2 separate regions of the Homo sapiens genome follow, and region 1 is linked to region 2. The links are chromatin loops, found by intact Hi-C in ENCODE. Cell type or tissue: GM12878. All regions are shown on one strand.

Region 1 (8,000 bases), 140 kb before region 2:
GATGAATCCTGTGAGAAGTAAATAGTATGTTCTGTGCATATTGAGAGTAGGTGTGAGCATGTCCTGTGTTCTAAACTTAGCACTGCCACTAATTGTGTGATCTTGGGCAAATTGTTTTATTTCATAGAATCTTGGTCTTCTCATTTTTAAGAAAAAGAATTTGTACTAGACAGACTGATTTTCAACCTAGCTCTAACATTCTACATTTCTAATAATTGCTGCCCCAAATATTTGCCTTGTTTACAGCAGGTATCCTTGCATATTTTGGAATGCTAATGATAAAACATTGCTGTTCCTATTTCTTCTAGGAATTTTTTTTAAAAAATGTATCCATTATAACTCATTATTGGTTGACTGCAGGTAGACCCAGACAGGTCAACCCACTATCATTTTGCAGGTAGGAAGCCAGGTATTTTGTGACTACTAAATTAGAGGACTTAAAATGGTAAATATTAGAATATTATCTCCACCAAGTTTCCATATCTCTTTGGACATTTATTTCTATATTCTATATTAGGGATAATAATAATTTGATCAATTAGGTTACAGTGAAGAGTAAATATTTTAAGGACCCTCTAGGCACATTCTAAGAGGTAGAAACATAACTGAAACTCAGCTCTTCTGATTGTAAAAGCTAACTGGGAAAAGAGCTAACTATAAAATACCTAAATGCTTCTGAGTCTCAGTTTCCTCATTTGTAAGTGGGTATTCCAAAAATTATTTTCTTTTCTTTTTTTTATTTGTAAGTATTTTTTTAATTTCAGTAGTTTTTGGGGTACTCGTGGTTTTTGATTACATGGATGAATTGTATAGTGATGAAGTCTGAGATTTTAGTGTACCCATCACCTGAGTAGTGTATATTGTGCCCAATATGTCATTTTTTATTCCTCACTTCCCCTTCCGCCCTCCCTTTTCTGAGTTTCCAGTGTCCATTATGTCACTCTGTATGCCTTTATGTACCCATAGCTTAGCTCCTGCTTATTAAATGAGAACATATGGTAATTGGTTTTCCATTCCCGAGTTACTTCACTGAAAATAATGGCTTCCAGCAACATCCAAGTTGCTGCAAAGGACATTATTTTGTTCTTTTTTATGGCTGAGTAGTATTCTATGATGTACATATACCACATTTTCTTTATACACTCAATCGTTGATGGGCATGTAGGTTGGTTTCATATCTTTGCAATTGTGAATTGTGATACCTAGTAGTGGGTTCCTGGATTGAATGGTAGATCTACTTTTAGTTCTTTAAAAAATCTCCATACTGGCCGGGTGCAGTGGCTCATGCCTGTAATCCCAGCACTTTGGGAGGCCAAGGCGGGTGGATCACGAGGGCAGGAGATCCAGACTGTCCTGGCTAACACGGTGAAATCCCATCTCCACTAAAAATACAAAAAAAAATTAGCCGGGTGTGGTGGTGGCGCCTGTAGTCCCAACTACACAGGAGGCTGAGGCAGGAGAATGACGTGAACCCCGGAGACCGAGCTCGCAGTGATCTGAGATCGCACCACTGCACTCCAGCCTGGGTGACAGTGCGCGACTCCATCTAAAAAAAAGAAATAAATAAAATAAAAAATAAAAAATCTCCATACTGTTTTCCCAAGAGGCTGTACTAATTTACATTCCCATAAGCAGTGTATAAACGTTTCCTTTTCACCACATCCACGCCAATGTCTATTATATTTTCACTTTTGAAATTTTCTTTCTTTTTTTTTTTTTTTTTTGTTTTTTGAGATGGAGTCTCACTCTGTTGCCCAGGCTGGAGTGCAGTGGTGTGATCTCGACTCACTGCAACCTCCGCCTCCTGGGTTCAAGTGATTCTTCTGCCTCATCCTCCCAAGTAGCTGGGATTACAGGCATGCATCACCATGCTCAGCTAATTTTTGTATTTTTAGTAGAGATGGGGTTTCGCCATGTTGGCCAGGCTGGTCTTGAACTCCTGACCTCAGGTGATCCATCTGCCTTGGCCTCCCAAAGTACTAGGATTACAAGTATGAGCCACTGCGCCCAGCCAAAAATGTTTTTCATAGTTGAAGTTGCTATTGATATCTGGTAAAGTTAATGATGCTCCGTGTGCTCTACAAGTTGTAGAGTCCTCTGTGGGTGTTAGCTATCCTTACTTGGGAGTTGGAGCAGGTAAAACTTGACCTTTGTGCTTTCCTCTGCCATAGCTGGGGGTGGGGGGGCATCCTGGATACAACTGTCTGTTCAGATATCATTGTGTTTCACTATTGGACTCCTTGAGAGTAAGTGTTTAGTTTGCAACTTCTTGGCCTTGTAGCACCAGAGTTACCACATAGTGGTACTCATTAACTAGTTGTTTAATAAATCAATGAATTAATAAATCATTGATTATATTTTAGCTACCATTCTATTGATCCTAAGCCTGGAAATATGCTAAATACATTTTATACTCAGTGGCTGTCAATCCTGCGAACATTAACATCTTCTGGGGGACATTTTAAAATAGTATATGTGTGGCCCCACCCAAGACCAATTGAATCAGAATCTCTAGGACTGAGCCCAGGACACAGGTAGTGTAAAAGCTACCCAGGTGATTTTAATCTGGAAAATACAGAGAATCGATGAACTTTGGCCCATTATTTTTCTGGGGTTTGCTTGACTGAGCTGCTCATTAGTGTTGCTGATACCTTATTTCTGGGCTTCCTAGTTTCAGTGAACATGTTCTCCCATCTTGCCATTTGTCATGGCTAAAATATTCTGCATTTACAAGGATGCAAATTCATCATCTACATGTAATCTCTTTTGCATTTAGACCTGAACACGATCGTGCTGTCCAGGTAAATCATAAACTTAGATCCCTTTGTGGTGTGAAAGAAATACAAATTAGGATGGGGAAAATTAATGTTGACAGAGATCACTGATATGCTTTAAATTGCAGAGGCCCGGGTCTCAGATTGGTTTCAGAATCACAGCTATTGATAATCATTCTATAACATTATAAAGTGAGGAGGCAGTGCCTGGAAAGTGGTTTGAATTGGAGTCTAATCCCCAGTTAAGCATTTAGCTTGCAACTGTGTTGGCACAAACCAGCTAAAATTTACCATTGCTGCGAGGGGAGTGCTCACCTTGAAGGTGCTTCTGATTCTACAGAAGGCAGAGCAGACAAGCTCATTTTGCATGTTTGTCAAGGGTGTCCTTAGAGCAAAACTTGGTCTGGATTTCTTGGAATTATGGTGCTTTGTTTCTCTTGGATAGTTAACATTTTCATTTTCCTGAGTCTTGCTAAGGTGTCATTTTGTCCAAGAAGCAAGCATAAGTTGAGCTGGAGACAGGCATACACACATGTGGTGGGAACTGGGGAGAAAGATCACTATCACTCTAAGGCAGCAAGGTATACCTTTTCTTTGTCACCAGTGACAAAGTTAAATAACAACTTAAGATTCCAGTAATAACACAGGTGACAGTAGTGCTGTGAGTTGCTTCAGGAAAGGGGGATTTGATGCCAAATGCATGGTATCAGGGGAGCAATCAGCAGCCAAATGTGAAGTTATTTTTACTCAAGACAATGCTTTCTACTTTGTTTTTTTAAAAATTTCAGGATATACTCAAATATATCAAAAAAATCATGTAATTCTCAAAAATAATAATATATTTGTAGACTATATTAATACTATAGTATGCTTCTACCAGTGTGTATGGAAGGGGATAAAAATTCACATAACATCAGTGCTTTGTAAATGGGGGATCAAATTGACTAATGATCTGCTTGACACCTTTCCCCATGAGAACATCCCCAGGGTATAACTGTCAACGTCCCCAAACCCTGTGCTTTCCTAAGCTTCCTGGAAGCATTCAAGTCTGTGAATATTACTGCTGTTATGGAAAAATTGGCTTTTGTTTTTCCCCATGAGATATTTTTCCTGTCTTACTAGCATGTATGACCAGCATTTGCAGTGCATTTATCTCCTATTACCCTTTTGTTTTTCTTTTTGCTCTTACCTTTGATTCCAGAAATGTTTTTAAAATAATGGATGATAGTTAATACACAGCATGGCAGGCAGGAAAAATGAACAGCAGTGAGTTCATTTTGATAGACTATGCTGTCTGCAGATAATTTACCAGGGCAGAGTGCTGACATACACAACCCTAAAAAAAGGACTTATCCCTGTTCTTAAACCAAAATCATTCTTGAAAGTTTCCATTATTCATAAGGCAACATCTCTGAAAACTGCAGGGGGCTTTCCCACGATGATGCCTCTGAGCTAGTGGCTCTCTGGTTCAGGAGTTACAAACGAGCAAACATCTGTATTTGTGCACTTGGGGAGATTGCCAGCTTTCAGAGGACTTTACACTGAAGGCCAGCATGGTGAAACAGTTTCCTGTCCTTATTACCAAGTATTTTCCCCACCCGCTTCCATGCTCTTCTCAGTGAGTTCTGACTTCTGAGATTCTGCTCTTGCAGTTGTTTTTGTAGCTCCATTGTGTTGACTTTATTTCATCACTTTTCTGTCCTACTGCTACTGTAAACCCCTTGATGGTAGGACCACGTTTCTTTGTATGTACTGGTTTACTGGAGTGTACATTAAGTAGGCTTATCAACATTGAATTAGTTAATTAACAGCCAAAAAAGTATTTCTGGAGCTCGCTACATAGGATTTAAGTACAAATGCCTCTCAAGTATTTTTGGTCCCTGAGAGTCTTCTAGGAGAAGAAGGGTAGGGCAAGGATTTTTATGAGTCTTCTTAAAATTAGGAAGGAAATTAGACAACCAGTGTATATTTTTCCAGGATTCAACTCCACAGCATGTGGTTTTTCCAGAATCACACGGCTATAATTTGTGGTAATTGGTGGGGATTATAAAACCACAGTTATCAGCATTAATACATTTCATAGCCAGTTCCACCACAGTTGTATCTTAGGAAATTCTGATTGCAAAACTCCCCTGAGATCTGCTGAAATTACCTTTTCTTTGAAGGGCAGATTCCCCATGTCTTGATTGAGAAGGCTTTGAGCAGATGTGGTTTCAGAAGGAGTTAGTGGGGAAGCATTAGAACACTAGGTTCCCTGGACTTTTGAAGAAGTTTCACCTAGAAGCCTTATCTGACTAACCATATTATTAAAAAAAGAAAAAGTTCTGACTCCTAAGAACCATCATATCTTTCCAAATTCTGAAGAAAAAAACCAAAACAAAGCAAGATGAAACAGAATGCACCTGATTCAAGCATGCGATGTTATAAAGCCCTCCTGTGTTGGTGTTGTGCCTGTGAGCTGGCTATTTTCTTGAATGTGAAGATAATAATTTATAATGAGATGCTCAGATACATAAATACACACATGAACATACAATGCCAGCTTCCGTGTATCCCAGTAGCAAAATGAAGCAAGGAGAGCTGAGGGTTCTGCAAATAATTTGTATTCAATATACAGCAGCCCTGCCACTTATTTTGCAGGGTAGCTGATGACTGTTTACCCTAAGCATAAGCATAATGAGTCTGTTAGGAGTGACCTTTCCTGGTGATTTTGTAACCAATCTGTCTTAACCTTTTAATTCATTTTTGTTTTTTTGTTTTTTTTTTTTAGAGACAGAGTCTCGCTCTGTCGCCCAGGCTGGGGTGCAGTGGCACGATCTCGGCTCACTGCAAGCTCCGCTTCCCGGGTTCACGCCATTCTTCTGCCTCAGCCTCCCAAGTAGCTGGGACTGCAGGCGCTCAGCACCACACCCGGCTAATTTTTGTACTTTTTTTAGTAGAGACGGTTGGTATTTTTTTAGTAGGGATGATTTAATATGTCTCATCACCGTGTTAGCCAGGATGGTCTCAATCTCCTGACCTTGTGATCCACCCTCCTCGGCCTCCCAAACTGCTGGGATTACAGGCATGCGCCACTGCGCCCGGCCATCATTAATTTTCTTAAGCAAAAGAGGTCCTCCCATCCATTCTCTGTTAGCAAGCATTCATTTTATGCCATATTCGAAATATTAGTTTAGGATTTTTAATGACCATACTCCATTTATTTTCATCTTTCTTGCTGGGATCTCAGCAACCAAGTGCTCTGATTAATACGTGTGTGTGTGTGTGTGTGTGTGTGCACGTGCACATGCCTGTGCCCTCACAATTGTGTGTGGTCATTTGTTTGTTATAGGAACCTTGCTGACTACTCCAAAATTCAGCCAGGAACAGCAGCTTAAGTTGACGAAGTTTGATTTCCCATAAACTCAGGCTACTAAAACAATGGAGGGAAAATGAACCAGAAAGCCTGCAATGTAGGCGTTTTTTGGTTGATCTGCTTTTCCAGAAGCTGATTAGCACTCTAATCTCTCTCAGTGTGGTTTCATTGTTAGAGACGGAAAAAGAAAAGAGACAGGGCTTTTCTTTTTATAAAAGGCCATGTTAGTAGGGAGGGAAAGTAAACATAAGCCACATCTCTGTAGATCTCAGTTTTCCCTAATGGGCCAATTCACATCTCTTTTTAATTCTGATACCCCAGGTCTTTTCCCTTCTTTCTTTCTTTCCTTTTGTGACTTGAATTTTTCTATTAACTGCCACAGGGATCCCACATAAAATGTATAGTGGAAAGAAGATAGAAAAAGGATGAGTAATGCACAATTTCTAAGGGTTTTAGAAATCATTTGTTCTGGGGAAAAATTCATTCTCTTCTGATCTAAAAGTATAATCCCCTTCTAAGTCTCTCCTCTAAGGCTAAGCCACCCTTGAACATGAAGCAGTTCTTAACTACTGAAGCATATTCATGGAGATAAAGTGACACAGAAGGAGCCATTGCTTTCATACCTATGAGAGCCTGTGCATTTCTTATGGATGATTTAATATGTCTCATCATCAGCATGCTTTAATTGCATGTAACTGCAATTTTAAAAAGATTTGTTCTATTTTTCCTATAAAATTATATATATAATTTTAATTTTATAATTCAGTGAATATATATATATAGGTATATATATTTTCACTAAAAAATGGAAAAATACAGAAAGTTTATTTGCTAAAAGGCAAAAAATAGATAAAAAATAGGTATTGGGGGTAGGTGGTCAGAAGCTGTTAATTCCTTTTCCCCTTTTGAGACACCTTTTAGCCTTTCTTTTTCCTACTCCTCTTTCTCCCTTCCCGGGAGAATAGGACACCTCTGCTAATAGTCTATGTGAGATGTGAGGTTGCATGCTCACATGTGGCTTTGCTTCTGTGGGGTATTGAGAGGTGACAGTGTGCTGGCAGTCTTCACAGCCCTCGCTCGCTCTCAGCGCTGCCTCTGCCTGGGCTCCCACTTTGGCGGCACTTAAGGAGCCCTTCAGCCCACCGCTGCACTGTGGGAGCCCCTTTCTGGGCTGGCCAAGGCCAGAGCTGGCTCCCTCAGCTTGCAGGGAGGTGTGGAGGGAGAGGCGTGAGCGGAAACCGGGGCTGTGCTCGGCGCTTGCGGGCCAGCTGGAGTTCCGGGTGGGCGCGGGCTTGGCGGCCCCGCACTCGGAGCAGCCTGCCGGCCCCTGGCAATGAGGGGCTTAGCACCCGGGCCAGCGGCTGCGGAGGGTGTACTGGGTCCCTCGGCAGTGCCGGCCCACCGGCGCTGCGCTCGATTTCTCGCCTGGCCTTAGCTGCCTCCTCGCGGGGCAGGGCTGGGGACCTGCAGCCCACCATGCCTGAGCCTCCCCGCCTTCGTGGGCTCCTGTGCGGCCCGAGCCTCCCCAACGAGCGCCGCCGCCTGCTCCACGGCGCCCAGTCCCATCGACCACCCAAGGGCTGAGGAGTGCGGGTGCACGGCGCGGGACTGGCAGGCAGCTCCACATGCAGCGCCGGTGCGGGATCCACTGGGTGAAGCCAGCTGGGCTCCTGAGTCTGGTGAGGACTTGCAGAACCTTTATGTCTAGCTAAGGGATTGTAAATACACCAATTGGCACTCTGTGTCTAGCTCAGGGTTTGTGAATGCACCAATGGACACTTTGCATCCAGCTACTCTGGTGGGGCCTTGGAGAACCTTTATGTCTAGCTCAGGGATTGAGACACCAATCGGCACTCTGTGTCTAGCTCAAG
Region 2 (8,000 bases):
TGATAAAGACATACTCAAATGGTATTTCTAGTTCTAGATCCTTGAGGAATCGCCACACTGTCTTCCACAATGGTTGAACTAGTTTACAGTCCCACCAACAGTGGAAAAGTGTTCCTATTTCTCCACTTCCTCTCCAGCACGTGTTGTTTCCTGACTTTTTAATGATCACCATTCTAACTGGTGTGAGACGGTTACTCATTGTGGTTTTGATCTGCGTTTCTCTGATGGCCAGTGATGATGAGCATTTTTTCATGTGTCTGTTGGCTGCATAAATGTCTTTTTTTGAGAATTGTCTGTTCATATCCTTTGCCCACTTTTTGATGGGGTTGTTTGTTTTCTTCTTGTAAGTTTGTTTGAGTTCTTTGTAGATTCTGGATATTAGCCCTCTGTCAGATGAGTAGATTGCAAAAATTTTCTTCCATTCTGTAGGTTGCCTGTTCACTCTGATGGTAGTTTCTTTGGCTGTGCAGAAGCTCGTTAGTTTAATTAGATCCCATTTGTCAGTTTTGGCTTTTGTTGCCATTGCTTTTGGTGTTTTAGACATGAAGTGCTTGCCCATGCCTAGGTCCTGAATGGTATTGCCTAGGTTTTCTTCTAGGGTTTTTATGGTTTTAGGTCTGACATTTAAGTCTCTAATCCATCTTGAATTAATTTTTGTATAAGGTGTAAGGAAGGGATCCAGTTTCAGCTTTCTACATATGGCTAGCCAGTTTTCCCAGCACCATTTATTAAATAGGAAATCCTTTCCCCATTTCTTGTTTTTGTCAGGTTTGTCAAAGATCAGATGGTTGTGGATGTGTGGCATTATTTCTGAGGGCTCTGTTCTGTTCCGTTGATCTATATCTCTGTTTTGGTACCAGTACCATGCTGTTTTGGTTACTGTAGCTTTGTAGTATAGTTTGAAGTCAGGTAGTGTGATGCCTCCAGCTTTGTTCTTTTGGCTTAGGATTGTCTTGGCAATGCGGGCTCTTTTATGGTTCCATATGAACTTCAAAGTAGTTTTTTCCAATTCAGTGAAAAAAGTCATTGGTAGCTTGATGGAGATGGCATTTGACCCAGCCATCCCATTACTGGGTATATACCCAAAGCATTATAAATCATGCTGCTGTAAAGACACATGCATACGTATGTTTATTGCGGCACTATTCACAATAGCAAAGACTTGGAACCAACCCAAATGTCCAACAATGATAGACTGGATTAAGAAAATGTGGCACATATACACCATGGAATACTATGCAGCCACAAAAAAGAGTGAGATCACATCCTTTGTAGGGACATGGGTGAAGCTGGAAACCATCATTCTCAGCAAACTATCGCAAGGACAAAAAACCAAACACTGCATGTTCTCATTCATAGGTGGGAATTGAACAATGAGAACACTTGGACACAGGAAGGGGAACATCACACACCAGGGCCTGTCGTGGGTGGGGGGAGGGAGGAAGGATAGCATTAGGAGGTATACCTAATGTAAATGACAAGTTAATAGGTGCAGCACACCAACATGACACATGTATACATATGTAACAAACCTGCACGTTGTGCACATGTACCATAGAACTTAAAGTATAAAAAAAAGACAAGACTGGGCAATTTACAAAAGAAAGAGGTTTAATGGACTTAAAGTTGCACGGGGCTGGGGAGGACTCACAATCATGGCAGAAGGTGAAAGGCATTTCTCCCATGGATGCAGACAAGAGAACAGAGCTTATGAAGGGAAACTCTGCCTTATAAAGCCATCAGATCTCGTGAGACTTATTCGCTATCACAAGAACAGCATGGAGAAGATCTGCCCCCCAGGATTCAATTACCTTCCACCAGGTACCTCCCACAGTACATGGGAATTCAAGATGAGATTTGGGTGGGGACACAGCCAAACCATATCAGTACCCATAAGAAATGGTACCTCATATTTCAAGGAAAGTTCCGGTAAACTTTCTGTGTCAGATTGCTTTATATCTTAGCCCATCTCTGCCTACGGTTAGTTTTAAAAACATTTTAGAGGATTATGTGGTTATTTTTACTTTTTACATCTGTGTGCCACTCTGGGGTTGCCCTGCTCCCTGGGTACCTGGACTGCACAATCAGAGATGCAGTCTGAAAAAGCCATCATCTGGGAGCATCTGGCTGCATGGACTGAAGGTGGTAAAAGCAAATTGGCCATCTGCTGGGGCTGGTATAGACATGGAGATGATACTGAATAATATTCAGATTGATGTTTTACCCCAAGCGTGCTTGGAGAGGTTTTGTTTTGCATGTTTTTCAGCAGACCTGGTTTAAAAATTCATGAATGCACCTGGTTGGTTGTTTCTACCCTCTGTTTTTCATGTATTCTGGCACTGCTAAAAAAAAAAGCAACTCCTCAGCAAGAGACTAAATTGGAAAAGGATTGTATTCAGAGTTTAGAAGAAAATCTGTGTGGTTTTCATGAAAATCACCTAAGTATAGATGTTGGGGTCAGGATTTCCAAGAGTTAACAACATCATGTAGTTTACTTTTCAGTCTTAGAGAAATTTAGGCAAATGATATATTTGAAAAAAAAAATTGTATATTTGAGTTAAATGCCATTGTCTAGGAATTCCAAAATGCTCAGAGGTTTTTGAAACACTTTGATGCAGATAAAAAGAGCCAGAGCAAAATGACAGTGTTTTTCCCAGTAAAGAATCTTACTGAATCTCTTAGAATAAAGATGAAAGATAAGTAAAAAAGTGGTTGTTATCCTGTCTGAGAAAGGTACATTCTTTTATTTTTATTATTATTATCTTTTTGAGACTGAGTCTTGCTCTGTCGCCCATGCTGGAGTGCAGTGGCGTGATCCCGGCTTACTGCAACCTCCGTCTCCCAGGTTCAAGCGAGTCTCCTGCCTCAGCCTCCCGAGTAGCTAGGACTACAGGCACCCGCCACCACGCCCGGCTAACTTTTGTGTTTTTAGTAGAGACGGGATTTCACCATGTTGGCAGGATGGTCTCAATCTTCTGACTTCGTAATCCATCCGCCTTGGCCTCCCAAAGTGCTGGGATTACAGGCAAGAGCCACTGTGCCCGGCCAGGTACATTATTTTCTAGGTAAGATTTACTTTTGGTTTGAGTGGAAACTCTAGTTAAACTATGGATTAGACAAATTAAATTTGGTTAGGATCCAGGGAACCAATTTCAGATCCATTAGTAAAAGTTTCTAGTTCCCAAACTCTGCTCGCTCTCTTTCTCCCCACCCCCAACTGTCCCTGTCCCTGTCAATCTTTGTCTCTCTCACTCTTTCCCAGGAAAAGAGAAGAAAGATATTTAGCCTAAAGGCTGAGCTTTAATACAGAAAATGACCTTTACATTTTAGCTCAAAGAAGTAAATATAATCTTATAAGTATCATTGGCAATTGAGTCTTGCCGGGATGGGACTTATGAGTATAATGCAGCAGTGGAAGAATTTTCCTTCAGGGAAAAAAACAAATTTGATAAAGGGACTGGTGAGAAACATTGTATGTCAAGAAGATCTACATCTTCTTGAAAATTTCTGATCTTAGATTTAGAAACATGCTGAAGTTTCTATAATTTAAAGCTTCCATTTAGCACAGACTTAATGTCTGCTGTGTCCTTGGCACCCTAGGTTTACCTTGATTTTAGAAAATCTGAACTGTCAACATGTAAATGTAGAAATTCTTCACTTTACACAAAGAAGCAGTGCAGACATTTTAAAAAATAGCAGGCAGTCCTTGTATGTTTTGCTAAATAAGGGCAAAACTTAAGACTAAAATGCTAAGATCCAGTGCCACAGGAAGATCAATTAATGGTGAGAAATGGCATTTTTGGAAAATGTAATATCAATTTATAGGTATATAAGATTTGATTCACTAAAATTTGATTTGTTCATAACCTCACTAGCATGCATCTCTCACCCCAGAAAAACCACATGATGTTTGAACTGGAAGATCACTAGAAACTTTCTCTTCTAACTCAGCATTTGACCATGATGAAATTTGGGCTCACAGATGTTAGTTGGTTTTCTCCCAGCGTCTTAGAACTAGACAGTGGCAGAGATGGACCCCGTATCTCATTCCACGGCACACTGCCTCCCCCTGCTGTCTCTTAGAGGTTGACCCACCTTTACAGAATGTTCCCATTCAATCTCTTTCTTAATTCTAGAGTTGTAGCAAATTTCCTTCATTATACTGGATAACTTCAGAATATGTAGCAAATACCTTGATGCCTATAAATACCAAAGATCACACGAACACCCATTATTTCAATGGCTCAGAATGTTATGGATTTGATCATCTCCCGAAACAGAAAGGATCATTATAGCCAGAGCTTCTTACCCCTCTTTTAGCCAGCAACCCCACATCACGTGGTCTAGTCCTCAGTGTTCCTATTGTTATTATTTTGCATCTTGTTTTCACAGATAAACTTGAAAAAGCTGAATTTGATCTAAACCTTACAGAAATTCTAGATCCAGTTCTAAGAATGAGTTGATAACTGTTAAGTATCTACTATGTACCAAAAAGGGATACTAACCAATCACTAGTATCCCAAAGTATGTTTCTCAGAACCTTAGTTCTCTAGAAGCTTCCTGGGCAAAAAACAAAAAACAAACAAAAAAAAACAACTAGATTATATCTTTGAATACATTTGACAAATTATCTTCGACTCTTCTTGCTGTAGGATGCACTTTCCAAAGACTTTAATAAACCAAAGGAACCTGTTTTATTTTCTGCATTCTGGTATCCCCCAAATTTACATGACTATTGAATTCTTATGGTGTTAGAACTTTTAATTTCACTTAGAAAATGCTACATTCATTGTGTTAGCTCCATCAAATCATAATGAACACCCACTCTGTGAATTGTGTATTGTTAGCCTCATTTCATAGCTATAGAAATAAAGGATCAGACATAAGAAGTGATTTCCTAAGGTCGTGTGAGTGAGCAGAATTGGGGGACCCCTGGTTAAGTTTATGATCTTAGCTCCTACAGGAGTCTCAACTCAAATACCTATTGACTTACACAGGTAATTGTAGATGAATGGAGTGACTAGGGAGTCTATGAATACAGAAACTTTATTTTAAGAAAAGGAAACAATGAGGGCCCGGTGTGGTGGCTCACGCCTGTAATCCCAGCACTTTGGGAGGCCGAGGTGGGCGGATCATGAGGTCAGGAGGTCGAGACCATCCTGGCTAACACGGTGAAAACCCGTCTCTACTAAAAAACACGAAAAATTAGCCGGGCGTGGTGGCGGGCGCCTGTAGTTCCAGCTACTCGGGAGACTGAGGCAGGAGAATGGCGTGAACCCGGGAGGCACAGCTTGCAGTGAGCCGAGATCGTGCCACTGCACTCCAGCCTGGGCGACAGTGCGAGACTCTGTCTCAAAAAAAAAAAAAAAAAAAGAAAAAGAAAAGGAAACAATGCTAGTGAGCATAGGACGTTGTAGGAAGTGAGGAATATTTCCAGTGTTTAATGTGCTCTCTGCCCGCTAAATCTGTTTGTTGTTCTGTTTGAACAGCCAGAAGGATGCAATACTTTGTTTTAGCTAAGAATGTATGCTTTTTTCCCCTTACATCAATAAGAAATGCCAACAGAGACCTGCTTTTAGTTTTAACAAGATAACAAAAGATGATGTGGGTGGTGGTAACCTGGAAAGCTTATGACCTCTCTATAGGGGATAGCAGTTCTAGAGTTGTTGTAGAGTATGGCCATATGGGAATAATGTCCAGGACATCTGGACATTGTTGGAAAATCTGTTAAACAGTGCTCTTTGGGCCAATATTATCTACATCAAATAGAACTCGGGTGCTGGTCAGAGTCAGTCTGTGGACTATGGGGTTCTAATGTTTGCATTTCACTATGCTACTTGCCAAAGAAAAAAGGTCTGCCACTGAAATCATTCTTTGTAGCCTGATGGTTTCCTTTGTGGCAGTTATACATTCTGTGGCTTCAGGAATTTGTTGAACATTGAAAAGGCACATGTGCTCATTTACATTGTTGGCAAGTGTTAAATTGGGGAGACATATGTTTTGTTTATTCTGTCTTCCTGTTAGATCCTTAAAGAGGATTGATTGTCAGACTCAGCAGTAGCTTTATAAGTAGTGTGTTTTGGAAAAGTATTTTCAGAATTGCCAGTACTTATACATTTGGCTGGAAATAGCTATAAAGTATGCTTGGAATCCTGGTGGACATATTTTGGGTAATGCTTAACTGGTCATCTGCCTGGATTTAAGAGTATTTTTCTTTTGCCTAACGCTGTTATTGTGTGTTTCTGAAACACTCCTCTTAGCTGAACCAATGTAATAACCTCTTAGCTTGAACTTCCTGCCCCCCATTCTCTTGTCTTTAACACAATCTCTGTATTACCTCCAAAGTGATCATTCTGAATGAGCTATACTCTTTCTCTTCCCCTGCTTAAAAATCTTGATTCTGTATGTATGCCCCTGAATAAATAGGTTCTGTTGCTTTAGTCAAAATCGCTTTACCTGGCAAGTAAGTCTCTTTCAACTTGGCTGTAGACTGCTTTGCCTAACTTTAGCCAAACTGAGGAACTTGCCATTACCAAAACATGTAATGCATGCCCGCATTCCTCTGCTTTTGCATACGTGATTCCCCTGTCACGAATCTTTCCTACTTATTCTGTTAAACACCTTTACTTCCTTCAGAACTAATTTTGGTGTCAGGTATTCTGTGGTTACATCTCTTATTCCAGCAATAGGAAAAAAAAGTGCTTTTCCGTGTTCTAGTAAAATTTTGTACATTTCAATAGCTCTGCAATGGTAGTTTCATTGATCTGTTATTTTTGTGGTGTTATCTGTTGTAATAAGGCATTTAGTGTCTTTTTCATTATTTAATCCCAAGTCTTAAGCACAGGGACTGTCACTTGGTTGCAGAAACTTCTTAAATTAGATTTTAAAAAAAATGAAATGAATGGTTGAATGATGAACATCTGCTCATCCCACAAAGAATGAAATTTTCCTCTCAAAAAAGTGATGTTTTTCCAAAAGTCGTGTTTTTCTATTTGTTCTTGAAAGGCCTAAAAAAGGATTCTAAAAATTTTAATTTTTTTGAATATTTATTATATTCATTAAAATATTTTATAGACAAGGCACATAAGGTTCCATTTAGTGTATCACTTATGAATTGAGTGTAACGTGTGTCAAAGAGAGAATTTCTATTTATTTCACATTTTCACTTATGTTTTAGACAAATTTTAAAATGTTGGTTAGTTACTCTATAAGCCCGTGCTTACGAAGACCTGCTTATTATGTGCTCTAATGGTTAAGATGCAGTCCTGGGAAACCAGGTACTTGGGTGTGAGCCATGGAAATGCCAAGGATGCTCTGGAATAATCTTGGAGGAATGATTATGTCTCTCCATGCCTAATTTCACTCTCTTGAGGTTTGTTTCAATTTCCAGTTGGAATATCCTAATTAACATTTGTAAAGCGCTGTGTAATGCTTAAATGAAAAACGTCATGTGAGTATAAAATCTTTTGAAATAGCAGTTTAACAAATTTGAGTTTTTTGTGCAATGAGCTATTTTTTAACATCTTAGAATTTATAAAAGGATAACCAGAAAGGTTTGACTGGGAATTGATGACATAGTACAAAAAGGAGAAATAATGTTTTTCTACAGCTCCTTTATTTCGGGAACGCAATTACTGAAATATGCAGTTTAGAGTTTCTAATTTCTTAATTGTCTTCGAGCTTGAAATACGCACTTGGGATCACCCATGTCTATGTGTGTATAATATGTGCAGAATGCTACTGTGTTGTCTTTTTCCAGAAATGTAGATGAAGATAGAAAGTGTGCATAAGCAGACTTATAAACAGACTATGAAGTAAGAATAACAATGTATACAAATCAATAAGAAAAAGAGACATACCCAGAATTTTAAATGGAGAAAAATATGACCAGTCTGTGTATCAAATGAGGATTTCAAGTGAGTAAACATAAATGACAAAAGGATAAAAGGGAGGGAAAAAGGAATGAAAAAATTCACTGTCATTAGGAATGAAAGTGGTAT

What was found. Peaks named below come from ENCODE experiments on the same cell type or tissue, not always from the same donor. Only the 100,000 strongest peaks of a DNase experiment are listed, where the experiment ranks them.
Region 1: a loop joins it to region 2, with 2.9 times the contacts of the local background. A loop is called at or near these places in 2 of 110 quality-filtered maps.

What each region holds. Positions count from the first base shown.
Region 1 is chr10:106,927,825-106,935,824 of GRCh38, reverse strand. All of the region lies in intron 2 of SORCS1 (sortilin related VPS10 domain containing receptor 1), which reads left to right. Among named protein-coding and RNA genes, the nearest start is that of SORCS1, 230 kb to the left of the region's middle. In GM12878, no CTCF peak of the experiment used is centred here; DNase peaks (open chromatin) are centred at 4,234 and 4,952; H3K4me3 peaks cover 668 bases; H3K27ac peaks cover 3,929 bases.
Region 2 is chr10:106,791,875-106,799,874 of GRCh38, reverse strand. All of the region lies in intron 3 of SORCS1 (sortilin related VPS10 domain containing receptor 1), which reads left to right. Among named protein-coding and RNA genes, the nearest start is that of SORCS1, 370 kb to the left of the region's middle. In GM12878, a CTCF peak has its summit at 4,071 (motif pointing left); a DNase peak (open chromatin) is centred at 4,044.